7 separate regions of the Homo sapiens genome follow, and all the other regions are linked to region 1. A link is an interaction called in ENCODE POLR2A ChIA-PET data of the cell type or tissue named here. Cell type or tissue: CD4-positive, alpha-beta T cell. All regions are shown on one strand.

Evidence for each region. ChIA-PET counts read pairs that join two places held together with the same protein. Peaks named below come from ENCODE experiments on the same cell type or tissue, not always from the same donor. Only the 100,000 strongest peaks of a DNase experiment are listed, where the experiment ranks them.
Region 2: POLR2A ChIA-PET joins it to region 1 with 14 read pairs; 11 of 35 experiments call an interaction of 5 or more read pairs at or near these places.
Region 3: POLR2A ChIA-PET joins it to region 1 with 16 read pairs; 11 of 35 experiments call an interaction of 5 or more read pairs at or near these places.
Region 4: POLR2A ChIA-PET joins it to region 1 with 13 read pairs; 9 of 35 experiments call an interaction of 5 or more read pairs at or near these places.
Region 5: POLR2A ChIA-PET joins it to region 1 with 11 read pairs; 9 of 35 experiments call an interaction of 5 or more read pairs at or near these places.
Region 6: POLR2A ChIA-PET joins it to region 1 with 24 read pairs; 12 of 35 experiments call an interaction of 5 or more read pairs at or near these places.
Region 7: POLR2A ChIA-PET joins it to region 1 with 24 read pairs; 11 of 35 experiments call an interaction of 5 or more read pairs at or near these places.

The regions. Positions count from the first base shown.
Region 1 is chr9:89,547,271-89,551,270 of GRCh38, forward strand. No RefSeq gene overlaps it. Among named protein-coding and RNA genes, the nearest start is that of SEMA4D, 51 kb to the left of the region's middle. RefSeq lists an enhancer at 2,653-2,822. In CD4-positive, alpha-beta T cell, CTCF peaks have their summits at 1,972 and 2,184; a DNase peak (open chromatin) is centred at 1,971.
Region 2 is chr9:89,487,926-89,491,925 of GRCh38, forward strand. The region is part of intron 1 of SEMA4D (semaphorin 4D); the gene reads right to left. Among named protein-coding and RNA genes, the nearest start is that of SEMA4D, 8.2 kb to the right of the region's middle. In CD4-positive, alpha-beta T cell, no CTCF peak of the experiment used is centred here; DNase peaks (open chromatin) are centred at 2,196, 3,263 and 3,988; H3K4me3 peaks cover 708 bases; H3K27ac peaks cover 2,586 bases.
Region 3 is chr9:89,446,480-89,450,479 of GRCh38, forward strand. All of the region lies in intron 2 of SEMA4D (semaphorin 4D), which reads right to left. It also overlaps the pseudogene PA2G4P6. Among named protein-coding and RNA genes, the nearest start is that of SEMA4D, 50 kb to the right of the region's middle. RefSeq lists enhancers at 334-944, 2,651-3,499. In CD4-positive, alpha-beta T cell, no CTCF peak of the experiment used is centred here; a DNase peak (open chromatin) is centred at 2,152; H3K27ac peaks cover 3,421 bases.
Region 4 is chr9:89,470,046-89,474,045 of GRCh38, forward strand. The region is part of intron 1 of SEMA4D (semaphorin 4D); the gene reads right to left. It also overlaps the pseudogene LOC124902324. Among named protein-coding and RNA genes, the nearest start is that of SEMA4D, 26 kb to the right of the region's middle. RefSeq lists enhancers at 588-677, 1,249-1,750. In CD4-positive, alpha-beta T cell, no CTCF peak of the experiment used is centred here; a DNase peak (open chromatin) is centred at 1,546; H3K4me3 peaks cover 698 bases; H3K27ac peaks cover 2,405 bases.
Region 5 is chr9:89,406,520-89,410,519 of GRCh38, forward strand. All of the region lies in intron 2 of SEMA4D (semaphorin 4D), which reads right to left. Among named protein-coding and RNA genes, the nearest start is that of SEMA4D, 90 kb to the right of the region's middle. RefSeq lists enhancers at 1-525, 14-63, 74-173. In CD4-positive, alpha-beta T cell, no CTCF peak of the experiment used is centred here; a DNase peak (open chromatin) is centred at 2,492; H3K4me3 peaks cover 888 bases; H3K27ac peaks cover 1,492 bases.
Region 6 is chr9:89,481,726-89,485,725 of GRCh38, forward strand. All of the region lies in intron 1 of SEMA4D (semaphorin 4D), which reads right to left. Among named protein-coding and RNA genes, the nearest start is that of SEMA4D, 14 kb to the right of the region's middle. RefSeq lists an enhancer at 1-388 and silencers at 3,459-3,538, 3,549-3,638. In CD4-positive, alpha-beta T cell, no CTCF peak of the experiment used is centred here; DNase peaks (open chromatin) are centred at 854 and 2,356; H3K4me3 peaks cover 2,845 bases; H3K27ac peaks cover 3,275 bases.
Region 7 is chr9:89,455,612-89,459,611 of GRCh38, forward strand. SEMA4D (semaphorin 4D) reads right to left here. Exons shown (of 16, transcript NM_001371194.2): 2 at 277-342. Among named protein-coding and RNA genes, the nearest start is that of SEMA4D, 41 kb to the right of the region's middle. In CD4-positive, alpha-beta T cell, no CTCF peak of the experiment used is centred here; a DNase peak (open chromatin) is centred at 1,540; H3K4me3 peaks cover 1,034 bases; H3K27ac peaks cover 2,901 bases.

The DNA of each region.
Region 1 (4,000 bases):
ATGCCAGTCTTTTTCAGGGTTACACTTTAAAAGGAACTATGATGTCAGTTTCTTCTATAGCAAGGGAAATCTAAACAATGATTTCCCTATGTAATGCATTTTTTTTTTTTTTGAGATGGAGTTTTGTTCTTGTTGCTCAGGCTGGAGTGCAATGGCACAATCTCGGCTCACTGCAACCTCTGCCTCCCAGGTTCAAGTGATTCTCTTGCCTCAGTCTCCTGAGTAGCTGGGATTACAGGCACCTGCCACCATGCCCAACTAATTTTTTGTATTTTTAGTAGATACGGGATTTCACCATGTTGGTCAGGCTGGTCTCAAACTCTTGATCTCAGGTGATCCACTTGCCTTGGCCTCCTAAAGTGCTGGGATTACAGGAATGAACCACCGTGCCTGGCCCGTAATGCATTGTTATCTCAGGTTCTAGTAACTTTCATGAATGCTTATTTCCCTTAAAATATAAAGGAAAATTAAATATTTATTTTCCATCCTCTACCCAATGCTTGGAAAATAATTTGAACTCAGAGCCAAGTAAACGTTGGCTTTGTTCTTTGAGCCTTGTGGTTGTGTGTGCCACTGGGCTTTTGGAGATGATGAAAGTATCATGGAACCATCAGCCAAGTCCTTGCAATCCCTTGCTCTTGAAGCTCACCAAGTCATTTTGCACATAGGGGCTGAGCAAGGCTGTTCTCTGTGTTAATTTTTCAGGGGGTTCTTCACTGAGTAGTTTGCTCTGGGACCTTTATTCCCAGCTTTAGAGCTACTTTCAGGGACATCTGACTGCCCCAAACAGTAAACAACTGGACCAGTTCCTAGAAGGCTGGTCTCCATGCAGAGACGTGGGTGTCCACTGGTTCACCAACCTGGCTATTCCCAGCTCCCACGGGCTCTTCTGCTTCTGCTCAGCACCCTTTGGCCTGCTTGGTCATAGTGTCCTTGAAAACACTGAATTTTTCCACTGTGCAGAATGGAATTTTTCATTTTGTGTTGTTCCTCTTCACTGACTATTTTGCCACCTGACTGGAAGAATTAGACATGAAGGAAAAGAACTCCCCTCGTCAGATGACTTTCCCTGTCACTGTGTCTTGCTGAGCTGTATCTCCAGGACACATGGGTGTCTCATCGCGGTCTGCACGGCGCAGGGTGGAGCAGTCATGAATAGGCATGTTTGACTTTATGAGCTGATGCTTATTTCAGCAAAGTCGTTGCAGAGACCAGGCAGACAGACATAAATGAGGCAAGAGGCTTTTAAATGCAGGTGCTGAATCTGAGTTGCTGCATGAGCACCTTTCCCGAGTGTAATAGGGTGGCCTGAAGAAACAGCACATTCTCCTCCATGAGCTCCTGCAGAGCCTTTTCTTTTTAAAAAAAAAATACAGCTCACAGGCCAGGTGCAGTGGCTCACGCCTATAATCCCTGCACCTTGGGAAGCTGAGGCGGGCGGATCACTTGAGGCCAGGAGTTTGAGACCAGCCTGGCCAAGATGGCAAAACCTTGTCTCTACTAAAAGCAGAAAAATTAGCTGGGTGTGGGGTGGTGCATGCCTGTAGTCCCAGCTACTCAGGAGGCTGAGGCAGGAGACTCACTTGAACCTAGGAGGTGGAGGCTGCGGTGAGCCGAGATCATGCCATTGCCCTCCAGCCTGGGTGACAGAGTGAAACCCTGTCTCCTCACAAAAAATAATGAATAAAAAAATACACAGCTCACATATCATTACCATCCATTTCAAAAAACCAATCCACTTAAACTGTCCAAGTGGATTTCTAAAATAATTAAATATTTATGTAGGTATTTTTACTTCTTTCTGTTGTGAAATATGCTACCTATTCAGAAAAGCTCAGAAAACATATGAGTTATGGCTTAGTTAATTGTTATAAACCAAACCTTCATATAAACACCACTCAGTTCAGGAAATTGCATGTGGCCAGCCTCGAGAGCTCTCCTGCTCTCTGGTGCCCCCTGCCTGTCGAGCTCCTCATCCCCCTCCAGCTGCTCAGCTGGGAACGGTCATCCCCTCCCACTTCCCTTATTACCCTACCCTCTCAGCACCATCTCTAAACACTACTATTTAGTTTTGCCCATTTTGCTGTCTTCATAGTCTCTTTCGATACATACAACTTTTCATTTCAATGTAGTATTTATGAGAAATATTTATTTCTCAGTATTTTCTTTGATGGTTAGAATTTTTTACATCCAGATTAAGAAGTCTTTGCCGAGTCTCAAAGACATTCTACATTACTTTCTAAAAGTAACCCAAAGCTCTAGGGTTTTGCCTTTTACAAATAGATTCTCAGTGTACCTGGAATTGTGGGAGGCAGTGGCCAAGGGTCATATCTGATCTCAGTGTTTCCACAGGACTCCTTGGAAAGACCCCACCACTTTGTGGGACCACCTTCCTCGGAAATCAACTATCATATTTTTGTGATATCATTCTGGGTGTTCTAGTCTGTTCCATTGGCTGATTTTCTTTTTTATCCTTGAGCCAATATCACATTGGATTAATTCTTGAGCGTATATCATAAATTGATGTCCACTAGAACAAGTCCTCCAACCTTGTTGAATGTCCTGGCTCTTCCATTTTCATGTATTTTAGAATCAGCTTGTCAAGTTTCACACACACACATGACACACACACACACATAATGGAAATTTAACTGGAATCACACCGAATTTATGAATGAACTTCTAGAGAATTGACATGTTTATAACATTGAAGTTTTTCATCCGTAGACATGGTATAGCTCTTCATTTATTTAGGTCTTTTGAAAATTTCTTAATGTTGTTTTATGTTTTGCTGTATAGACTCTTGCACATCTTTCATCAAGTTTATTCCCAAGCATTTGATATTTTTGGTATAATCATAAATGATATATTTTAAAATAATTCTCTCTTTGTTGCTAGTATGAAGATGTATAACTGATTTCTGAATTTTGATGTTTATCTGGGAAACTTGCTACACGTACTTTCAAATTCTAACAATTTTCCCATCGACCCTCTTGGATTTTCATCCTAGGCAATCGTACTACTCACGTTACTGATTGTTTCATTTCTTCTTTTCCAATCCTTGCACCCTTTATTCCTTTTCTTGCCATTCTCTGGCTATGGGCTTCTGCACAGTGCTGATCACCAGTGCCAAGAGTGGCATCCGTCTTCCTCCCAATCCCAGAAGAAAGGATTTCAACATTTTACCATTAAATACACATTTATGATTACCCTTTATCAGTTAAAGGAACTGTCCTACTTCCACTTTTCTACGATTTCTAAAAAAAAAAAAAAACATGATGCAAACTGAAGAGAATCACAAGGTTCATCAATTTGGAAAGGAGAGCTTTATTTCTCATAAAGGGTTGCAGCCCGTAGATCGGCCATCCTGCAGGCTGGGAAGCACAGCCTTCACACCGAGAGCAAGTGCTTGGAGGGAGGGAAGAGTAAGTCAGGAATTCATGCTGAACCGGCTGGCTAAGTATGCATATTCAGCACGCTATGGGAGGAGTCACGAATATTCATGAAAGGTAAAAATACACAGTTGAGCTTCACACCTCTTCACTGGTCACATATTTAAAATGGGCAGTGTTAGCACCATCCAAGGATGGAGTTTTAGGTTCTCTGATGTCTAAAGGTGAAATGGAGAACAAAAAAACTCTCACTGAGAGTTCTCCGTAAATTGACCCAAATTAGTCAAGAGATGGTGGTCAGTTTTCAGAAAGGGATGTTTGTCAGCTGTGTCGAACGCACAAAAGCAAGAGATCATTTGATTGAGGCCTGAGGTGATTGGCTAATGATTGTCTGTTTCTTGTTTTCCAGAGCTGGTTTCTGCTTATTCCTTAGGAAATAATTCTGGTTAAAGATTAATAAGGAAGGGGGCATACTCAGGTGGGTCTGACCTCTCATCCCGTCATGGCCGGAAACTCAGTTTTTTTTTTTTTTTTTGAGATGGAGTCTTGCTCTGTCGCCCAGGCTGGAGTGCAGTGGTGTGATCTCGGCTCACTGCAAGCTCTGTCTC
Region 2 (4,000 bases), 59 kb before region 1:
ATTGATCTAAGGAGTTAATACAATTCTGGCCAAAATCCAAGCAGGCTTGCTGTAGAAACTGACAAACTGATCTTAAGTATATAAGAAAATGCAAAGGATCTAGAACCGACACTACAATTTTGAAAATGAAGCAAAATTGTCATGCTACCTGACTTCAGGAGTTACTACAGAGACAGTGTGATACTGGGACCTATGAGGAATAAGCCATAATGGAACAGAACAGAATCCAGAAACAAAGGCACACAGATATGGTCAATTACTTTACAAACATGGTATCAACATAATTCACTGGAGAAAGAAGAGGCTTGCTGTTGTTGTTTACTTTAAAACAAATGGTGTGAGAACAATCGGAAGTCTACATGTAAAACAATGAACCTCAATCCTTAGCTCTTTCCATTAAAAATTAACTCGAAATGGATCACAGATCTTTTTTTTTTTTTTTTTTTTTTTTTTTTGAGAACAGAGTCTCACTCTGTCACACAGGCTGGAGTGGCTGGAGTGCAATGGTGCGATCTCAGCTCATTGCAACCTCCGCCTCCCAGGTTCAAGTGATTCTCCTGCCTCAGGCTCCCAAGAAGCTGGGATTACATACGTGCACCATCACATCCGGCTAATTTTTGTACTTTTAGTAGAGACAGGGTTTCACCATATTGGCCAGGCTGGTCTCAAACTCCTGACCTCAGGTGTTCCACTCACCTCAGCCTCCCGAACTGTTGGGATTACAGGCGTGAGCCACCACGCCCAACCAAAATGGATCTCAGATCTAAACATAAAAGCTAAAATTACCACATTTTCAGAAGAAAACACAGATAATCTTTATCACTATGGATTAGACAAAGATTTCTTAAATAGGGTACAAAAAGCACAAACCATTAAAACAACTTAAAACCAAAAAGTCTGCCCATTGAAAGATATAACGGATAAAAAGGCAAGCCATAGACTGAGAGAAAATATTTGCAATACAAGTATCTGACAAAAGGTTTGAGTCAAGAATATGTAAAGAACACCTACAACTCACATATAAGAAGACAACCCAATTAAAAAGTGATCAAAAGATCTGAACAGACACTTCACAAAAGAATATACACAAATAGCTAATAAGCACATGAAAAGACGCTCAACTAAAACTGCACAGATACAGCACTACCACATTTCCACTAGAATAGCTAAAATTAATAAGACTGACAACAGCAAGTGTTGGCACAGACGTAAACCAACTGCAACTCTCATGCGTTAGCAGTGGGAACGTAAAATGATACAACTGCTTTGCAAAGCAGTTTGCCAGATTTTTAATCAAGTTAAACATCTACTTACCATGAAACCCTGTAATTCCACTTGTAGGTAGTTACGCAGGAGAAATAAAAACATATGTCCACGCTAAGATTTGCCCACGAATGCTCACAGCATGTCTTATATCATCTTTTATTGTGGTAAAATACTCGTAAGATAAAATTTACCATTTTAAAGCGTATAATCCAGTGGCATTTAGTACATTCGCAATGTTATGTAACCATCACCCCTATCTAGTTCCAGGACCTCAAAAGGAACCCCAATGCATATTAAGTGTTCACTTCCCATTCCCCCACCTCCCCAGCTCCTGGCAACCACTAACGTGTTTTCTGTCTGGAAAGATCTGCCCATTCTGAACATTTCATATCAATGAAATAATACAATATGCAGCTATTAATCTGTGCCTGGCTACCTTCACTTAGAATAATGTTTTTGAGGTGAATTCACATTGTAGCATGTATCAGCGCTTCACTCCTTTTTATGGCTGAATCATAGGCCATGTATGAATATACCACATTTAGCTTACCCATTCATCCACTGCTGGACATCTGGGTTTCCGTCCTTTGGCTACTGGAATAGTGCCACTGTGAACAGCCGTGTATAAGTTTTTGTGTGAGTCCCTGCTTTCAATTCTTTTAGGTATATACGTAGGAGTGGGAGTGCTAGGTCATATGGTAATTCTGTATTTAACTTTTTGAGGAATCTCCAAACTTTTTTCCAAAACAGCTACACCATTTTACATTTCTATCCGGAGTGTATGAGGGTTCTAATTTCTCCATAACCTCACCTACGCTTGTTATTTCCCTCCACCCTCCTTTTTTTTTTTTTAATTAAAGCTAGTAGGGTGCGAGATGGTATCTCACTGTGGCTTTGATTCACATTTCCCTAACAACTAATGATGTTAAGCACCTTCTCGCATGTTTATTGGCCGTTTGTAAATCACCTTTATTGACACATTTACCCATGTTTTAACTGGCAGTTTTTGTGGTTGAGTTGTAGCTCCCAGCACTTTGATTCACAATAAACCCAGAAGAGGAAACAATTCAAACTTCCACCAACTATTCAGCAATAAAAAGACATCAAGTGCCGGTATGCACAGCAACATGTAAGAATCTAAAAAACATTATGCAGAGTGAAAGGAGCTAGACAAAAGAGTATGCAGATGGTCCCCCATTTACAATGGTTTCATTTATGATTTTTTGGCTTTACAATGGTGTGAAAGCCATTCGAATCCAGTAGAAACGGTACTGCGAGTATCCACACAACCATTCTGCTTTTCACTGTCAGTGTGGCATTCAATAAATTATATTCAACACTTTATTATAAAAAAGGCTTTGTGTTAGATGACTCTGCCCAACGGTAGGCTAATATAAGTGTTCTGTGCACGCTGAAGGTGGGCTAGCCTAAGGTATGCTTTTGGGCGGGTCAGGTGTATCAAACACATTTTTGACTTAGGATATCTTCAACTTAATGATGGGTTTATGATTAGGATGTAATCCCATCACAGGTCTAGGAGCAACTGTCAAATATATGCTCCCACTTTGAAAGTATTGAAGAAATAAATCCAATCTATAATAATCTAATCTATGCAGATCAGTAATTGCTGGGAAGAGGGGGTTGAGTGAAAAGGGGCAACAGGGAAATTTAGGGGGATTCTCAGGGCCATATGGTCTCTGTGGCAACTGCTCACCTCTGCTGCAATAGCATAAAAGCAGCCACAGATGATTCGAAATAAATTGGCCCAGCACACTTGACCTGCAGGCCCAAGCTTACCAAATCCTGGTCTATATCCTGATTATGGTGTCAGTCACATGGCTATCTACATGTGTCAAAACTCAGTTAGCTGTGTTTGAAGTGAATACATTTTGTCATAATTCATGTCAATAAAACTGAGTAGGACAGCATTGCCTCTAGTGGGACTCCACGTGGAAAGCACCCCAAGTCTAAGGTGCATCCAACCTGGGGACCGCTACTTTCTCCCCATGGGCCTGTCCCACCCACTCCCAAGTGTGGGCCTGTCTTAGGGCAGCAGTTCAAAAGCCTCTGGGGAGCCTGTTAAAACAGATGGCTGAGTCTGGGCACCGTGGCTCACACCTGTAATCCCAGCACTTTGGGAGGCCGAGGAGGGTGGATCACCTGAGCTCAGGAGATCGAGACCATCCTGGCCAACATGGTGAAACGCTGTCTCTACTAAAATACAAAAAATTAGCCGGGCATGGTGGCGTGTGCCTGTAGTCCCAGCTACTCAGGAGGCTGACGCAGGTGAATGGCTTGAACCCACGAGGCAGAGGTTGCAGTGAGCTGAGATCACACCACTGCATGCCAGCCTGGCGACAGAGCAAGACTCTGTCTCAAAAACAACAACAACAACAACAACAACAACAAACAGATGGCTGGTCCCACCCCACAGTTCCAGATGCCAGGGAGACTCTGCATTTCCCAGGGGTGCAATGCCGCTGGTGCGGGGACCACTCTCAGAGAAGCACACTCCCATTCCTCCAGCGTTCAGTCCATGTGGAACTGAGAGTCAGTGTTGCAGGCAAAATGCAGGCCATCCCTGCCCGGCCTGGAGACAATGCCAGCACTCACTAAGGTGATGAGGAAAATGCTCACAGTCCACCAGCGATGGGACAGCCCCATGCATCTGTGGGCCCCGGGGCCAAGAGGAGGCACAGCACACACCGAGAGTCAACAGCAGCTCATGGGGATC
Region 3 (4,000 bases), 100 kb before region 1:
AAGGCCATGACCCCACCCAGCCCAACATGGGCTAAAGAAAACAAGAAACACCATCCCGTCTCCATGATAAGCACCACGGGGCCTCTCTCGGGCCACCAAGGAGGGCAGAGAGGGGAGGCTGCCTCCCAGGACTTCTCCAGGGCTCCGAGGCTCCCTGCACAAAGGATCAGCCGCTTCCCACTTCCCCTCAGCAGGGGTGTGGGCCATCCTGGACCCTGGTGGCCACACCTTCTAAAACAAGGCAGCAGCAGGAGGAGACTGAGGCATGAAAGGGGGGTTATGTGCCAGGCACACTGGCGGGGGAGGACAGTGACTCCCCTCAGGACGTGCCTTCCACTCCCCACACCACGCTGCACCCAGGCCTCAGGCGGGCTCCCTGCCCACACTGTGTCCAGCTCGGAGGACTCGAAGTCTCAGCTGGGCGTGCCCCTGTGGGATAGGTGCTGCCCCCAAAGACTGCAGGAGATAAGAGGAGACCCTCAATTCTCCAGATGCCTTCCCTTCCAAATCCTGCCATGTGTCCTATCCTTGTGGATCTGTCCATCTCATCTCCCAGGCCCAGACCATCTCTCCCACCGCAGCCCAGCAGCCAGTCCGAACCCCGACCCTCCCTCGCCCGCTGCCTATCGGTCCTTCCAATCTCGATGGAGGCACCCAAAAGTTTGTCTCTCCTTGTGACCCTTGCAGGCCAGCATGGAACAGGAGCAGGTTCAGACATGTCTCTACCTGACAGCAAAGGAGCAAGGGCATTCTGAGGGGGCCTGCCCTGGGAGACCTCCATATCCCCGGCTCCAGTCAGGACTAACCCTTGGGCTAGTCCTCAGATGTTTCCTCAACTCCAGGCTTAGGTACCCCACAGCCTCCTCCCCACTAATAAGCACCTCAAGCTTCCTGTGTCCCCAAACCACGCTCCTCACCTCCCCAAAGCTGAGATGCCTCCGAGACAGCCCAGGTGGAAGCCCACTTGGAGCCTAAGTCTTTCCAATGGCTCAGGCCAAAATCCAGGGTGTTCTGTGCTCCCCGACCCCCACCATGACCCACCCCAGATCCAAGCTGGCAGCAAGTCCTCTGGGTCCACCTTCAAATAAGCGCTGAAGGGAGCCACTCCTCATCGACATTGCTGCACCGTGCCCACACCAGCACCGCTCTCCCAGACCACCTCACAGCCTAACCGGGTGCCCGACACCCCCACAATGGCCCATTTTCCCCAGAAGCCAGGGGTCTTCCCCAACCCCTCAAACTCCCCCACCCACCACCTCCTCTCCTACCCCTACCCTTCCTGACTCTGCCTCAGCCCACTGCCCCCCACCACCACTTCAGTGCTCCCTGGACACCCAAGACTTGCTCCTATCTGTCTCAGGGCCTTTGCTCCTTTGTTCCCCATGCATACGGTGCTCCTCCCCAGGCACAGGCATGGCGCCAGCCTTGGCTCCATCAATCAGCCCAGCTCCCCTTGTAGAACCCGTCTCATCTCCTTCTCTGCTTTATGTATTTATTTATTTGTATTTTATTTTTATGTATTTATTTGCATAGGGTCTTGCTCTGTCACCCACGCTGGGGTACAAGCTCACTGCAGCCTTGAATACCTGGCCTTAAGTCACACTCCCACCTCAGCCTCCTGAGCAGCTGGGACTACAGGTGCATTTCACCATGCCTGGCTGATTTTCTATATTTTTATAGAGATGAGGGTCTCACTATGTTGCCCAGGCTGGTCTCAAACTCCTGGCCTCAAGTGATCCTCCCATCTCGGCCTATCAAAGTGCTGGGATTTACAAGAGTAAGCCATTGCCCCTGGCATCTTTTTCCGCTTTATTTCTCCCCCTTGTAACTCCAGTCATACCTGACCTATTGATCTCCTTTGGGGTCTGTCTACCCCAACAGTAAATACTATTTCCTCTGCTGATGCCCCACTGCCCAGGCATAAGGGACCCAGGGCAGGAGCTCAGTGAACTGTGCATGACAGGCCATGGAGGACCCACCCTCCCCTGGGCGATGTGGGATAGAGACAGGGAGGCAAGGTATGCCTACCCAGACCAGCCGGGCTGCCCCAGCACCAGGAACAGGCTGCCGTGGGGGCCACAGCCCGCCTACACTCTGAGGAACAGCGATCCACACAACGGCAGCAGAGAAGGCGTAAAACCACGAGGCCTCTGCACATAGATGAGAATGTGTCAGACGCACCCAGAAAGCTATTCAATGAAAGGGCTTGTTTCACGGGCTTCACTGGCGGGCATGACAGCATTGCCCACATGTTCACTCTCTGCAAAGAAAAATGGGCCATTTTGAGGGATATAAATAGCCCGGCCAGATGTGGAAGTGCCTGAGGGGCTTTTCCCAGGACTCCAGCGTGTGTCCTGCAGCTGCATAGATAGCAGCCCCTCAGTGGGACCCCAGGGGTGGCCAAAGCAAGTGAAGGTCAGGGCCTGAAAGGGTTACGTGGGGACCCTCCTCCCACGGGAAGGCAGGATGGGGCTCATCACAAACCATCACTGACCTGCAGGCTGAGCACGCCCATTGATGCATTCAGGGTACAGCTGGGACATGGAAAATCAGTGGCAAATACACTGTGTAAGTCTTACCCACAGAAAACAAGGGAGACACAAGCCCGGATAGCACGGGGCCTTTTGGGGAGGGGTATGCTCACTGAAAGCACAGGCCCGGGAGCCCGGCAGATGTACAATCTCAGTGGTGAAACCTGGCTATTTGCTAAGGCCCAGCAGGCTATTTTGTAATTGTCTGCAAAAATGCAAAATAATAGCACTTAAAGCTGGCTAAAAACACTCTCAAAGCCTGATACGGTTGTTACAAGTCACTAGCTCCCAACTACAGAGGCGGGGCCTGAGCAGGAGAGGAAGTCAAATCCAAGGGCACCAAAGAGCAGTTTAGATCCTACACCTACCAGGCGAGCCACAGGTATAATTTCAGATGCTCTTAGAAGTCACGCTAAAAGACTAAGTTCGCGGCTTTCGCTGGCCCTCTCCTCGAGGATCGAGGGAGCTCTGACCACAGCCTGTGGCTGGGAAGGGAGGCAGAGGGGCGGCTCAGGGGAAACGAGGCTGCAGTGGTGGTGGCAGGAAGATGTCAGGCAAAGACGAGCAGCAGGAGCAAACTATCGCCGAGGACCTGGTCGTGACCAACTATAAGATGGGGGGGTGACATTGCCAATGGGGTACTTCGGTCCTTGGTGGACGCATCTAGCTCAGGTGTGTCAGTACTGAGCCTGTGTGAGAAAGGTGATGCCGTGATTATGCAAGAAACAGGGAAAATCTTCAAGAAAGAAAAAGAGATGAAGAAACGTATTGCTTTTCCCACCAGCATTTTGGTAAATAACTGTGTATGTCACTTCTCCCCTTTGAAGAGAGACCAGGATTATATTCTCAAGGAAGGTGACTTGGTAAAAATTGACCTTGGGGTCCATGTGAATGGCTTCATCACTAATGTAGCTCGTACTTTTCTGACTGATGTAGCTCAGGGGACCCAAGTAACAGGGAGGAAAGCAGATGTTATTAAGGCAGCTCACCGTTGTGCTGAAGCTGCCCCATGCCTGGTCACACCTGGAAATCAGAACACACAAGTGACAGAAGCCTGGAACAAAGTTGCCCACTTATTTAACTGCATGCCAATAGAAGGTATGCTGTCACACCAGCTGAAGCAGCATGTCATCGATGGAGAAAAAACCATTACCCAGATTCCCACAGACAAGCAGAAGAAGGACCATGAAAAAGCTGAATTTGAGGTACATGAAGTATATGCTGTGGATGTTCTCATCAGCTCAGGAAAGGGCAAGACCAAGGATGCAGGAGAGAGAACCACTATGTACAAATGAGACCCCTCCAAACAGTATGGACTGAAAATGAAAACTTGACATGCCTTCTTCAGTGACATGAAAAGGCGTTTTGATGCCATGCCATTTACTTCAAGAGCATGTGAAGATGAGAAGAAGGCTTGGATGGGTGTGGTGGAGTGCGCCAAACATGAAATGCTGCAACCATTTAATGTT
Region 4 (4,000 bases), 77 kb before region 1:
GTTAAGCAAAGTCAAGAGGGTCCAAGATCAACAACATAAAAGTGGTCATATTTCTATGGATTCTATCAACATTTGGGAAATTGATAAAGTGAACTGCATCAAAATTAAAATGTTTGGCTCTGTGAAAGATGCTGTTAAAAGAATTAAAAGGCAAGCTAAAGATTGAGAGAAAATATTTGCAAATCACATATCTGACAAAGAACTTGTATTTAGAATATATAAAGAAGTCTCAAAACTCAATATCAAGAAAATAAACAACTCAATTAAAATATGAGCAAGACTTCAACAGATACTTCACCAAAGAGGATACACAGATGGCAAATTAGCACATGAAAAGATGTTTTACATCATTAGCCACTAGGAAATGCAATTAAAACCACAATGAGCACATTATATATACATTAGAATGGCTTAAGAAAAAACTTAACAATACCAGGTGCTGGTAAGGGTACACAGTGATGTGGCTGGTGAGACTGTAATATGGTACCGCCACACTAGAAAAGACTTGGGCAGTTTCTTATAAGAATAAACACACACGGACCATATGACCCAGCAATCCCACTTCTGGACATTTATCAAAAGGAAATGAAACCGCATGTTCATAGAAAAGCTCATACACAAATGTTTACAGCAGTTCTGTTCAAACACACAATGGACTTACCGAGGGACAAAAAAAAAACCAAACTATTGATACCTGCAACAGCTGGAATGAGCCTCAACGGCACAGTGGTGAGTGAAAGAAGTCAATCTCAAAAGGCTATGTACTGCGTGGTTCCATTATATGACATTCTTGAAAAGGTAAACTATAGGAACAAAGAGTAGCTCAGCAGTTATAAGTGATTGGGAGGGAGCTGAATATAAAGGGATGGTATGGGAAGTTTTCTTGGAGGATAGAATTTCTCTGTATTCTAACTGTGGTCGTGGTTACACCATCTGCACATGTCTTAAAACTCACAGAAATGCACACTGAGATAATCATTCTTACTGTGTATTAATTTTAAAAGTAAAGGAAAAGGAAAAACAAAATAAAATGACTGCACCAATTTGATTGAAATGTCTTTTAAAATACCTTTATTTTTAGCCAGACACAAAAGGAGAAACACTGCGTGATTCCACTTATAGGAGGTCCCTAGAGTAGTCAGTCACAGCGACAGAAAGGGGAATCAGGGCTGGGGAGTTATTTAATGGGTACAGAGTTTCCATTTGGGATGATGAAAAACCTCAGGAGATGGAGGGTGGTGATGGCTGCCCAACAATATGGATGTACTTAATGCCACTAAACTATACCCTTAAACATGGTTAAAATGATCAATTTTATGTTTATTTTACCACAATTGTAAAAACTCATGTTCTTCCACAAGAATAGATTTAGAAAATTGTATTTGTATAAAAATAAAACAATAAAAGAAGTTCAAAAAGCAAAAAGCTAAAGTCTCTCCCCACCACACTCTCCAGATAACATCACTGTCAACAGCTTGCTGTGCTTCATGTCAGATGTTCACAATCTTTATCATACACACTGGCTCAGGTGCATGCCGGCTCAGATGCATGCCAGCTCAGGTGCACGCCAGCTCAGGTGCATACAGGCTGAGGTGCATGCCAGCTCAGGTGCACACCAACTCAGATGCATATAGGCTGAGGTGCATGCCAGATAGGGTGCACGCTGGCTCAGGTGCATACAGGCTGAGGTGCATGCCAGCTCAGGTGCATGCCAACTCAGGTGCATATAGGTTGAGGTGCAAGCCAGACAGGGTGCACACTGGCTCAGGTGCATACAGGCTGAGGTGCATGCCAGCTCAGGTGCATGCCAACTCAGGTGCATATAGGTTGAGGTGCAAGCCAGACAGGGTGCACACTGGCTCAGGTGCATACAGGCTGAGGTGCATGCCAGCTCAGGTGCACACCAACTCAGGTGCATATAGGCTGAGGTGCACGCCAGCTAGGGTGCATGCTGACTCAGATGCATACAGGCTGAGGTGCATGCCAGCTCGGGTGCATGCCCGCTTAGGTGCACACAGGAATAGGGGCTTCTAATTCTGTGATTAAATGTGAAACAGAGGTCCTGGGTCAATTTGCACAATCCTTCTGACTTTAAAAGAGTCATGCTCTTTGCTTCCCACAAGAGGCAACTGAAAAGTAAGTAAAACACATCCCAAGGGTGAAGTCACTGGTGGAGGGTAAAGAACACAAGATGGCAGCCACCAAGGGCTGGGGAGTAAAAGTCCTTCGCAATTTCTGACTGTCGTAAGAACTCGATGAAGGCCAGAAAGGAGGAGGAGATGGCAAAGTTAGCTGGGATTGAGAAGATGATGGAGACAAGACACTTACAAGATGGACAGGAATGATCACTGGGCATCCAAGAACAATTTATGAAAGCCAAATATACAGCCTTAAAATAGAATGTGGACCTAAACACTGAGAAGCACCCCCCTTTTGTAAGATTTGTGACAAAAATTAATTTGAGTGGAGTTAACAGTCCTAACGACATGGTGGACCCAAGAGCCAAATCACCGCTAGCAAAACGGCAGAATTCATATAGCATTCAAAGATGTCCTGCAAGAGCTTTGGGCCTAATGATGTCGGTGCTTAATGATGTCTATGGAATATATGAAACTTCCTCAGCTGCGCGAAGGCCAATGTTACAAGTTAATCAAAAGGAAAAACCCCAGGCCCTTCCCCTTTTCCCCCATTCAACTTAAGTAGTCTTCATTTCCCACAGTAGTAAATTTTCTAGATACATCTTGTAGACCTCAAAGTACTGGAGAGGGCCAGGCATGGTGGCTCACATCTGTAATCCCAGCATTTTGGGAGGCTGAGGTGAGAGGAGTGCTTGAGCCCAGGGGTTTGAGACCAGCCTGGGCAACATAGTGAGACCCCATCTCTATAAAAAATGTAAAAAAATTAGCCAGGCATGGTGGCACACGCCTGTGGTCCCAGCTACTCAGGAGGCTGAGGTGGGAGGATCACTTGAGCCCAGGAGGTTGAAGTTGCAGTAAGCCAACACTGCACTCCCGCCTAGGCAACAGAGCAAGACCCTGTCTCAACAAATAAAGTATTGGAAAGGAAGCGCTCATTCAACTTATCTTAAGATACTGTAAGATATCTGCCACTTTTCCTAAGATATTGTAAATGATACTACATTTTGAAATATGTAAGTTGTGCTATAACAACAACAACAACAAAACATCCTAGGCCTGAGCAAGCAGTGCTCCATTCGGAGCTGACCCAAACCTTAAAAAGGAGCAAAGGCTGGGCACAGGGTCTGACGCCTGTAATCCCAGCACTTTAGGAGGCCGAGGCAGGACGACTCCTTGAGTCTCAGAGTTTGAGACCATCCTAGGCAACACAGCAAGACCTCATCTAGAGGTCTAGATGAGGTTTTAGTAGACTAAAAATTTAAAAACTAGCCAGGCATGGTGGTGCACACCTGTGGTCCCAGCTACTCAGGAGGCTGACATGGGAGGACTGAAGTTCAAGGTTGCAGGGAATCAGCCTGGGTGACAGAATGAGACCCTGTCTCAAAAACAACGGCCGGGCATGGTGCCTCATGCCTGTAATCCCAGTACTTTGGGAGGCCGAGGCAGGTGGATCACCTGAGGTCAGGAGTTCGAAACCAGCCTGCCCAACATGGTGAAACCGTCTCTACTAAAAATACAAAAATTAGCCGGGCATGGTGGCACATGACTGTAATCCCAGCTACTTGGGAGGCTGAGGCAGGAGAATCGCTTGAACCTTGGAAGCAGAGGTTGCAGTGAGCTGAGACTGCACCACTGCACTCCAGCCTGGGCAATGCACTCCATCTCAAAAAACAAAACAAAACAAAACAAACAAAAAAACAAAAAGAAGAAAGAAGTGAAGGCAGACAGTCAGAGGGCTACAGAGACTCCAGGCTGGTCAATCAGTGACAGAAATTTGAGTTCCCTTTCTCAGGTCCTCCCCAGGCATCCCCCAGAGAAGTAGGACAGAGAGAAGACGGGTACCATGCCCACAGCAGCACTCT
Region 5 (4,000 bases), 140 kb before region 1:
TGTCCTGGTGTACCTTTGCTGGGCCCCACAGCGTAACCCGCCACAGGACTGGCCCAAGGGCGTCTAGCACCTTGATCTGGGGCCAGCTGCACCCCTGGGTTCACTCTATGAGAATGTCCTGAGCTGGGCACCCAGTGATTGGGCACTTTCACATTACACTTCTGTAAACAGTTCACTCAAAACAGCAACCTGGGATCCCTGAGTCCCTTGCTCCCCCTTCTATCCAGGAGTCCTGTGAGGGTCATGGAACAACCACACCCCTGAGCTCCAGACTCTAGAACCCCACTCCTCCCTACCACCTCCACATGCCGCCTTCCACACCCAGCCAGACACAGCCGAAACAGAACCTCACTCTGCTTCCAGCCAATTCCTACAGTCCATGTCCCCACCTAAAAAAAAGCACCAGCAGTCAGGGGCCGACCCCATCTACCTCTAACCCCACCCCCACCCCCAATCCATAGATGGTGCTGCTGCTCAGCCTCAAACACATCTGGGGCTTGTCTCCTCCTGTCCATCTCCACCACCATCACTCATCTGAGCAATGCTCACCTCTCATCCTGGCCTCTTGCTTCCATGGTAGAGATCACTGGCTTCCTGCCCCAGCATCCATGTTCCTGCACCCTCGCTAACAAAATTCCGAGGTTACTTGGGTTGGCAGTGTGCCCAGCTCACTATATCTCCCAGCTTCTCTGGTGAGAGTTCTGGCCAAAAAAACTGTATGTGGAATTTATTAGATGGCAATTCCAGGAAAGCTCTTTAAAGGAGGCTGATTCAGCTAGCAATTCCCTCAGTCCTTCTCTTCCTGCTGCTGCCTGGAACTAGAATGTGATGGCTGGAGCTCTGGCAGCCATGCTGTCAACATGAAGATAAAAGTCTCATTCTAAGAATGGCCAAGTGAAACCCACAAGAGCCTATGAGACCCTAGGCTATGAGTCTATGCAGACTTGCTAATAAAATTATTAAAATCTTTAAATTACTTGCTTGCAGATTTTTGTTACCAACAAATACCATTCCAAACTGACACAACCTCCCTCCAGTCCACTGCCACAAAGTAGCAGTGGCCAAAGTCATGCTCTTATCATAAATCCAGATCATATCCTTTCCCCATGTGAAATGTTTCAACACCTTCTCATCACTCAGAATAAGGCCCACATTTTCATCATGGCCAGCAAGGCCATGGACAACCCTACTCTACCTCCATCCAACTGCTCCTCATCCACACTCCCTCCACTGCACTGTCCTGGCTACACCTGAACACACAGGGCTCGGCCCCTCTGCATGGCTGTGTAACGGCTGTCTCTCCTGCCTGTCAACACCACTTAGAACATTTCCAGATGTGTCTGTTCTGAAGTTGCCGGTCTAAATCCCACTGCACAGTCTCATTCATCTGAGAGGCTTTTCCTCTGTATAACTGATTGGTAATTAGGAGTGGCTCCCAAAAGCTGCTCCACTTTGAGCTCCCAAACCAGTAATGGTTTCTACATAGGCTCCCAATGAAGAAGACTCAATAAATTATAGGTTCAGATCTTCTGAATTCCAGGCACATTTGCAGCTCCTTGCCATAATGGTGTCACTTTTTGTTTGCAAAACAGAAGTTGACCTACTTGGCCTACAAAGTTGTGAGAATTATCTGCTAAATCATATTACTATATAACTAATCAATTAGCATCTGATAATAATAATGTTTATTGCTCTGACAAATACGAATGGAGCTCCTGCTAAGCCTGGAACAAACAAGTCCTGGCCCCACAGAACCCACGCCCTGGAGTGGGGCTGCGTGGAAGCAACCAGCCCAGGGCCTGGCACCCACAAACATCCCATGCCCCTCCAGGGTCCTGCTGCCCTTGCTCTTCTCAGTCCTCATTGCATGCAATGACAGACATAAGAAAGGATGGTAACAGTGGTGACAAGCTATCCACAGTCCCTCAAGAGAAAAGCTCCCATTAAAAACCAGCTACCCCTCCTTTTGGAGCAATGATCCCCTGGCATTTTAAGGATGCGTCCTTTCTCCCGTTCCATGTGACAAACATCATACAGCCAGTGAGAGCCAGAAGTGACAACGTGGCCAGGCTGCCCCATCCCTTAAAGCAGAAGAGGACTGCACACTCGCATTGTGAGAGACTTCACACTGGCTCCCGCGCCACTAGAGGAGGAGGAGGAGGCAGGCCTGCGGCAGGCAGGGCCTTGGAAAGGGTTCTTGTCATGCATGCAGCAAGGACACCAGTGGCCTGGTCCATGTGCTGCAGTCCCAGCCCAGTGAAACCCAATGAACTGACATTGGCTCCTCCAAGCCACACCCAGACCCAGGTCCCAGCCAGTGCCAAGCTGTGCACAGCAAGGATAAAGCAGAAACAACCTCTCTCGTGGCATGTCCCCCAGCTGGGCAAAGGTCCATACACACAAAAGAAACAGCAATGAGCTGCCATGGGATGGGAGAAGGCGCTCTGAAGACGGATGCGGAGCCTGCAGAGGTAAGGCGTGCCAACCACACAGGAAGCCAGCCGTGGAGACAGCCCAGGGGCAGGCGAGTGGGTATACAAACCGCTACATCCAGACAGGGGAACGTTACTCAGCATTAAAAATAAATAAGCCATTAGGCCATGAAAAGACACAGAGGAACTTTAAAAGCTTATCATTAAAGAGAAAGAAGCCAATCTGTAGAAGTACATACTGCATGATCCCAACTATAGGACATTCTGGGAAAGGCAAAACCATGAAGACAGTAAAAAGATCAGTGGTTCCCAGGGGCTGGGGAGAGAGAGGGTTTTTAGGGCAGGGAAACTAGGCTGGCAGGGATACTACCACGGTGGACACATGTCAGTATGCATTTGTCCGAGCCTACAGAATGTACAACACCAACTGGCAATCCTAATGTCCAGATACAGATGTCGGGTGATAAGGTACCTATGTGGGTTCACCGACTGTAGCAAAGGCACCACTCTGTGGGGGGATTCTGAAAATGAGGGGGCTGTGCATGTGTGGGGAAGGAGCATATGGGAAATCTCTGTACCACCTTCTCAATTTTTCTATGAACCTAAAGTTGATCTAAAAAATAAAGTCTATTAAAATCAGTAACAACAAGGAACAGGCCTAGGAGTTCCTTGCCAGTCACAAAAGCAGCCTCTGTGAGGGTTCATGGCCTGGACACATTAAGGAAGTAAGTGCCCACACCGGAGGGCTAGGAGCAGAGACGCAAGACCCACAAGGCCCAGTTCATTTCGGGTCAAATACCAAAGATGCTGGATCACTGTTGGAGAGATATGGTTTACATGGGATCTAATTCCTATCTAGATCCCCCAACTGCAATCAGTCCTCTGCGTATCCCAATAAGCATGCTGGGGTCAGGCCAGGCTAAGAGTCCAGAGCCAGGAGATGGGAGAACACAGAGATTTATTTCAACTCTCTCTGGAAACCCAATGAAATGACTCTAAAAGGATATGAACTTTAAGGATAAAAATGGAGGAGGGAGGTGACTTTGGAATCTATTAATAGGTGAGCAGTAACCAACGGTGTGCTGGCAAGCTGTAACAACTGGCTCTCCACGGGGTGGGCAGTGGGGGTGGGCGGTGGGGTAAGGTGGGGGGTGCCCAGCTTGCAGCACACGCTGATTTCTGTGGTGTAAATGCTGCTTTCGAGCTCCCAGAATGATGCCGCTGAACTGGGGAGAGGTGCACAGCAGCACCCAGCACATGGCACTGCCATCTCAGATACAAGAGGCGAGTAACTGCAACCACACAGATAACAGTAGAATGCACACGATACTAGAAAGGAATGAGTTCTGAGTATTTTACCTTTTTAAATATAATTTGTTTCATTTTAAGTCCACATATTTAATTTTTAACAGTGGCTGTGTTTACCACCAACCCTGTCACACACCACCAGAGCTGACTGATTTGAATTTCAGACCAGAGTTGAGCCAGGGCCTGGAAGAAGTCACAAAGAAACACAACCTGGAAAATGGAAGCAAGCTTAAAAGTAAAATGTGGTGAAAGAAATGAAA
Region 6 (4,000 bases), 66 kb before region 1:
ACCCAAGGCACACAGACTCAAGCCAGCCAAGATTAACCTGCGCTGTGATCAGCTGGGGAGTGGTGAGCAGGGGGCCCCAGGGCCCTGTGCTCTGCTCCTCTTCCCAGGCATCGCAGGGCTGGCTCCATTTGTGAAGATTCAAGGGCCGCACACTGAGGCTAGGTGTGCTTCACAGTAAATTCTGCAAATATCTCACTGCAGAAGGAAGGAGGAGATGGAAAGATGAAAACAGCAAACCTGGTGAGAGGGTTTCGCTGCTGCTGCTTCCTGTCGATGACCTTCCCTTGACTCCAAGAGGGGAAAGGAGGCAGGGAGAGGGGTCACCGCCCAGACGGGTGAGGGGATCCACTGCAAAGTAGTGGGCCATGGAGCCGACCCAGCTGCTCTAAGAAGAAGGCAGCAAAGCCAGTTGAGGACCAACCAGCTCACAGCGGTCAGAGCACTTGCAATGTCCACCATCCACTGGCTGGCTGTATCCTACTGCCCTCCTGGGACACGTCCACAGAGAATGTGCACCAGCAAGGCCACCAAGCAGGCCACACCTGGATCACTCTGACGACCACGAGGCCAGAGTCTCAGACCATGGAATCTGCTCTTCATGTCAGCTCTGATCAGACAGGCACTTGGAAGAGTCACAACGCAAAGAACAGCACGGGCCACACTCGTTACGGTTTACACAGGCATCAGCAACAGCTCTGATCCTCAGGGAAGCCTCCCAGCCATTCTCAGCCCCAGCAGCAGAAGGCCCCGCAAAGCTCAGGATAACTGCACTGTAGCAAATGTCTCCTGTGCAGCAGGAGGCACACTCTGCCTCCTCCAGCAGCAAGGAGAGGGCCCCCAGCCCAGCAGTTTGGGGAGGGTGACACCAGCAGGAACGGACTCCCGGCCTGACACAATTCATGAATAAGGCTGTGCTTGGCAAAGTGTTTTTCCGTCTGTAGCAACTACAATGTAAGTGCTTGAAAAGGCTTCAGAGTAGTCCTGACACAAAATGTCTCAGTGGAAGTCTCCAGATGACACCATCACTTATTTAGAGAATGCCACTGTGGCCTGAGCATGGTCTCCTCGCTGAGAAAAGAGAAAGGGGAGAGAGCATGTCTGCATTCTCAGGGCTCCTTCATTTCCACCGCGAGACATCTGTGCTAAGCCATCTATCCCTTCTGCAGCCCTAAATGTGCTAATTATTAAATGACACTCTCTTCCAGTTGAAATAAAACCTGTGCCCACTGGCTGGAGTCACAGAGCGGTTACTTGTAAATAAATGGAGTCTGTATCTCCCCGAAGGCTTGATTCCAGGTCCTGCAGCGACTGGTGTCTATTTTAAAAATCGCCTTCTCACCACCTCTCTGGTTTCGCCAAGCTGGCAAAAACCAAGCCCTGCTCCAACCGTGCTCTTGTGGAAGGAACTGGAACATGAGGATGGCAGATCCCTGCACAGAGAGACCTCAGCCCCACAGAACATCCAGGACGCAGCCGCTGCTTACAGGCAAGACCAAGGGAGCCAGGCGGCTTCCCAGGATTCCACATTTGAAACCCAAGCCACTGCCCTCAGCATTCAAAGACAAGCTAGATATCCAATTCCACCTGCTCAAGAGCTCTGCTTTGACCCAGTTTTCCTGCCCTGTTGTTCTCAGGCTTGCGGTCCAACACCAGCCCCTGGGGTAGGCACTGTGCTGAAGGCTCTAAGGCATGTCCAGCCCCAGAAATGTGGGGATTAGCCTCACTGAGAGGAAAATCAAGCGGTAGAGGAGTACATGGTCAAAGTCAGCCAACGTGAGAAATAAGATAATAATACATAGTGTACACACATTGACGTCACGCTAAAATTTTTACATTTCCATGCAGTTACACATAGGGCCAGATGTCACATGGGGGTCAGTAGTTCTCAATCTGGGGGTTGCAAACACAGTTTTTCAACAAATATAATCAAATAAAAATATCAGGGGGTGTCACAGATAGTTAAGGGCGGCTGTTATGAGCAAAACTTACTGGCATGTGTGCATCTGTGTGCTGTGTGTGTGTGCGTGTGCTGCCTCACAATATAAAATGCATGTGGGTCACTGTCAGCGTCTGAAGCCAGCCAGGCATGAGACACCCACACAGCCAGGCTGCCTGATGGTCAAGAAGCTTTTGTATTGTAATAAAAAATGTTTTAGCAATATGGTCCATGCACTGAAACCTTCCTGAGGCTTGGTTTCAAACATAACACTGAATTCCACATGCATCTCAGTTCAAACGTGGGCAAGAAGGGATATTACAGGAGTCATCTCATTTAATAATCCTACAGTCCCCCAACAACCACTGAGGGACAACCCCACTAAGGAAGAGGGCGGGCCCCACTGAGGCTGCGCACAAGCTGGCAGGCACAGAAGGGCTTCCGGGCTCCCCCAGGAACTGGAGCCTTAAAGAGGACGCCGCGGCCACCCCGCCCTGCAGGCCCACCTGCAGCTGGGCTGCATCTGGGAGAGGCAAGCGAGGGGCCGGCCAGCTTCACTGCCTGCATGCCCTTTAGGAGCAGAACAAGCTGCAAAACACCCACCTGCTCTGGGAACAAGGCACGCATGACCAGTCTAGGAAAAGTGTGCAAAGCTCTCAAGACTCCGATGCATACGGGGTATGTGTGTGCTGTGTGTGCTGCGGCACGTGCAGCATATGACTGTGTGGTGTTATGTGTGGGGTTTGATGTGTGGTGTGTGTGGTGTGTATGTGTACAGTGTGTGTTGTGTGTGTTTTGTGTGTGTGTGTGGCATGGTATGTGTATGTACCACGTGGTGGGTTTGTGTAGTGTGTGTGGTGTGTATGGACTGGGTGTGTGGGGTGGGGAGGTACGTGTATGGTGTGTGTATACATGGTGGGGTATGTGTGTAGTATGGGGTGTTCCGTGGTGTGATGTGCGGTGTATGTATGCAGTATATATGTAGTGTGTGTGTGGTGTGGTGTGTGTATGTAGTGTGGTGGCTGTGTGTGTGGTATGTGATGTGGTGTATGGATGTGTTGTGTGTTATGTGTGTGTGGTGTGGCAGGTATGTGTGAAGTGTGTGGTATGGGGAATGTGTGGTGTGGTGTGTGGATGTATTGTGTGGTGGGTGTGTGGTGTGTGGATGTATTGTGTGGTGTGTGTGTAATGTGTGTATACTGGGTGTTTGTGGTGTGGGGGGTATGTGTGTAGTGTGTGGTATGGGGTGTGTGGTGTGATGTGTATGTGTGTGTTGTTTGGTGTGTGTGTACTGGGTGGGTGGTGGAGGCATATGTGTGTAGTATGTTGTGTGTGTGTGTGTGTGTGTGTTCCAGAGCTACATTTTTCAACCTTTTCCTTTGTATTTCTCCTTTGTGATTTCCATAACAAGTATTGTTGCAGAAAATCAGAGAAATGTAGACAAGCACCAAGGAGAAAACAGAAGGCACGTCATCAACTAAACATCTGACTCGCATTTTGGACATGGTCTAGTGCTTTCTAGGCAATTGTAAGTCCTTGCCATGCATGTTGGTTCACAAACTGTTCTTAACACATGATGTATTATGCTGACTTCTCATCTCATTAGGCATATTTTACACTAGATTTTCAAAGAGTGACCAATGTTACTATGGCACATCCTGCCTAACTATTTCACTGTCAGTAGCTGCCCAGGTTATATCTGGATTTTCTATTTATAAACACTGAGAAACACCCTTTTCAATAAATGCTTCTTAACATTCATGATTCTTTAAATAAATGTCTAGCTCATTCAGACTCCAATGGCCAAAGGGTACATGTGCCTTAAAATCTTTAAAACATTAACCGGGCTGGGCACGGTGGCTCACACCTGTAATCCTAGCACTTTGGGAGGCCAAGACGGGAGGATCACCTGAGGTCGGGAGTTCAAGACCAGCCTGACCAACATGGAGAAACCCCATCTCTACTAAAAATACAAAATTAGCCGGGCATGGTGGCGCATGCCTGTAATCCCAGCTACTTGGGAGGCTGAGGCAGGAGAATCACTTGAACTTGGGAGGCAGAGGT
Region 7 (4,000 bases), 92 kb before region 1:
CAGCATTGCCTCGCTCATTGCCTCCCCTGCCCCACCCACTCTGACTTCCTCTATATCCACATCCCCTAAACCGACCCTTACCACTCCAGGCAGAACCACCTGAGCTTTCAGAGACAGGCCTTCCTCCCTCACTTTCCAGACACCTGCCTGGCAGGTCACACAGTGAATGGGCATCGCTGCTGACTGAGGAATGGAACACCGGGACAAGACCTTCTGAAAAGCCAGTTCCAAAAGGAACCATGGCTCTCAGGCAGACGCCGAGACGCCGACACTTACCAAACCATCAGTGTCGTCAAACATTTCAGCACATGGTTTCTTTCCACTATCTGGTGTTAGCAGAGTCTGAAACAGAGTTAGAAAAGGGCACATTTTAGCAGGATAAACTACCAGATTCCCTTACAATATACATACACACAATTCCATACCCCAACCCTGTGCGAAAAATGTCCCCCAGGGACTGCAAGAGCATCGTCCTAGAGAACTGTCAGTTACAGGATACAGCTTACCTGGCCACGTGAGACCAGAGGAGGCATCACAGCTAACAGACAAGGATTATCAAGAACTGGGAGGGAGGCATCATCTGCACCTTCCTTCACCCTACCCATCTCTCTCCTCCCCTCTGCTCCTGGCCAGGCACCAACTTAGCAGAGAGCCTCTCCTTGGCTCAGCACACAATCACTAGGCGTGAGCTCTAGTGCAGGAGGCAGCCAGGGTGGGCCAAGGCCTAACCCAGAAACCCTGTGACCCACAATGAAGGTGTAGTCAAGAAGGACACTGTAGTACAAAGCTCCAAAACAGTCCCTAATTTAAAATCACATATGAAGACAATGTCAGTGCTAGCATTCAATATTCCAACACTTTTTAAGTTTTAAAATTAATTACATACTCAAAAACCAAAATCAGGAGAAGAAGGGGAGGAGAAGGAGGGCAAGGAAGAGAGAGAGAAGAAAAGAAGAATCCAAACAGGAACCAGAATTTGGGAGAGTTTTTCTTTTTGAGACAGTCTGTCTCCAGGCTGGAGCGCAGCGGCACGATCTCAGCTCACTGTAACCTCCACCTCCCAGGTTCAAGCAATTCTGCTGCCGCTGCCTCAGCCTCCTGAGTAGCTGAGCTTAAAGGCACATGCCACCACACCCGGCTGATTTTTGTATCTTTTTTAGTAGAGACGGGGTTTCACCATGTTAACCAGGCTGGTCTTGAACTCCTGACCTAAAGTGATCTGCCCGCCTTGGCCCTAAGTGCTGGGATTACAGGCATGAGCCACCGCGTCCAGCTGGGAGGGATTTTTTTAAATAATGTCAGAAGTAGCGGAAGGCTTACTAATGCCCCTGCATTAAGGAGAAACATGAATCAACACTCTGAGAAAATGCAAAGGGCTCCTTCCTTCCTCACTGGCCTCCTGGAGCAGGGAGTGAGCATCGCAAAGTCCCCTCCCACAAGGCACAGAGCCGCAAATGGCAACTGAAGGGAAAAGCTGTTCGATGTCATTAACGATGAAAGAAACAAACTGAAGCAGGATGGTCGCTTTCATCTTTCTGATGAGCAGTAACCTACAAAGCTGAGCAACCAGAGCCTGTGATGGGGTGGAGCAACCAGAGCCTGTGATGGGGTGGGGAAACCAGCGCCTGACAGGTGGGGAGCAGACCCAGTGCACCTGACTGTGACGCTCGGGATGCTGCTGAATCACATTCCAATTGGACACAAAGCTACACCATGAGGGTGCTTCCTGCATCGTAGCAAAGCCATGGAAACCTTCCAAGTCCATCAGTGGCTGACCAGAATCAAATAAATGGTCTATCCAAACACTGAAGTGTATGCACCCATCACAAAGAACAAGGAGGTCAGCTGGGCACAGTGGTTCACGCCTGTAATCCCAGCACTTTGGGAGGCCGACATGGGAGGATCGCTTGGGCCCAGAAGTTCAAGACCAGCCTGGACAACACAGTGAGACCCCATCTCTACAAAACAAAGTTAGCCAGGCATGGTGACACATGCCTGTAGTCCCGGCTACTCGAGAAGCTGAGGTGGGAGGATTGCTTGAGCCCAGGTTGTCAAGCAGTGAGCTATGACTGTGCCACTGCACTCCAGCCTGTGCATCAGAGTGAGGCCCTGTCTCAAAAAAGCAAATAAACAAAAAACAGGCCAGGCACGGTGGCTCATGCCTGTAATCCCAGCCCTTTGGGAGGCCGAAGGTGGGTGGATCACTAGTTAGGAGATCGAGACCATCCTAGCTAACACGGTGAAACCCCATCTCTACTAAAAATACAAAAAATTAGCCAGGCATGGTGGTACACGCCTGTAGTCCCAGCTACTTGGGAGGCTGAGACAGGAGAATCACTAGAACCCAGGAGCCGGAGGTTGCAGTGAGCCAAGATCGTGCCACTGCACTCCAGCCTGGTCGATAGAGCGAGACTGGGTCTCAAACAAACAAACAACAAACAACAAAAAACAAACCCTGAGGAGGTGACCTTGTGTGGAAAGGGAACTGCCCAAGACAGAATAAAAAGGCAGGCTGTGGAGGGGAGCCAGGGCAAGCCCACCACTCCACGGTGGCCTTACGTATGCATGTGAGTGGCTGCGCAGGAAACACAGGCTTTTGGGAGGACAGTCCAGAGAGTAGTAACAGGTTTTTCGTGCTGTGGAGTGGCCTGGGGATCCGAAGGCAACTTGGTCCCTGCATTTCTGAGCTTCCGTATTAGGGCTGTTTTTACCCTGCACACTGCAACCGATACATACCACAGTTGCCCACATAGCACCGCCCCTTTTCTTTAGTGGAAACTACAAATTCCACATGGTGCATACATCCTACGGAAGGCCAACCCATGGCTGGTCACACAGTTCCCTTCCTGGGCCCACCTAAAAGACTGCCTGCCACACACATGCCACACACATGCCACAAACATGCATCACATGCATGCATACATGCACACACCCATCCAAGCAGACACACACCCACCCACACTTACATGCACACACGTATACACCTATGCACACAGGTACACCACACCCACATACCCATGTAAGCACACATGTATATTCACATACAAAATCACACACAAACCTACAGAGACACACATACATACACATGCACATATATACATCCAAACACGCACATCCATACACACTCATGCACACACACACATATACATATATGCACATACAAACATGCATGCCATATTCACATACACACTTATACACCTAAACACACACTCATACACACACGGATACATATGCCCACATGGATACACATACACACAAACACATGCACAAACATATGTACCTATACGCACACTCATATACAGATATACTGCACACACCCACATGTACTCATATACACATCTACCTACACACATGTGCCTACACACATATGCATACTCATACACACACTGTGCATGGTCCTTATCCTCTCCCCAAGGGAGCTGCAGCCCAGCATTCCCACCCACTCACACGCTGGGGAAAGAATCACCTCCTTCCTCCTCAGCAGCTCAGAGGCAGGTTCTGAGCCATCGCAGCCTCCTAGAGACCCCATGTGCCTGTGGTCAGTGGTTCTCATACTGCGGCCTGCAGCAGAACCCCTGGCAAGGATCTGAATGCCAGATCTCTGGGCCCCAGTTGGAGCCCCAGTCCGGTAGTGCTCTGGGGGGGTCCAAGAACATGCATTTCTAATGGGCCCTCAGGTGATGTTGCTGTAGTTCCAGTGAACAGCCTCTAGTCCCTGGGGCAGCTTAAGGGAGTCAGGGTTTGGATGTGGCTCATTCATTCCGTCAGTGAATGCTTTTTGCTTCTTTTGTGTGCCAAGCTGCATCAAAAGTCCCTGGCTCTCCTGAGGACGCAAAGAAACAACTGGAGAAAGTCATTTCAGGGAGTGAGATACTGATAAGGCAAGAGCATGTCAATGTGAGAAACAGCCTACAAGGGTGTTGGGGGGGAGTCTTATTAACATTCCTGAGGGTCTTATCCTCCTGGAGAGATGAGAATCCCCCTGCAGACCCAGAGCCTC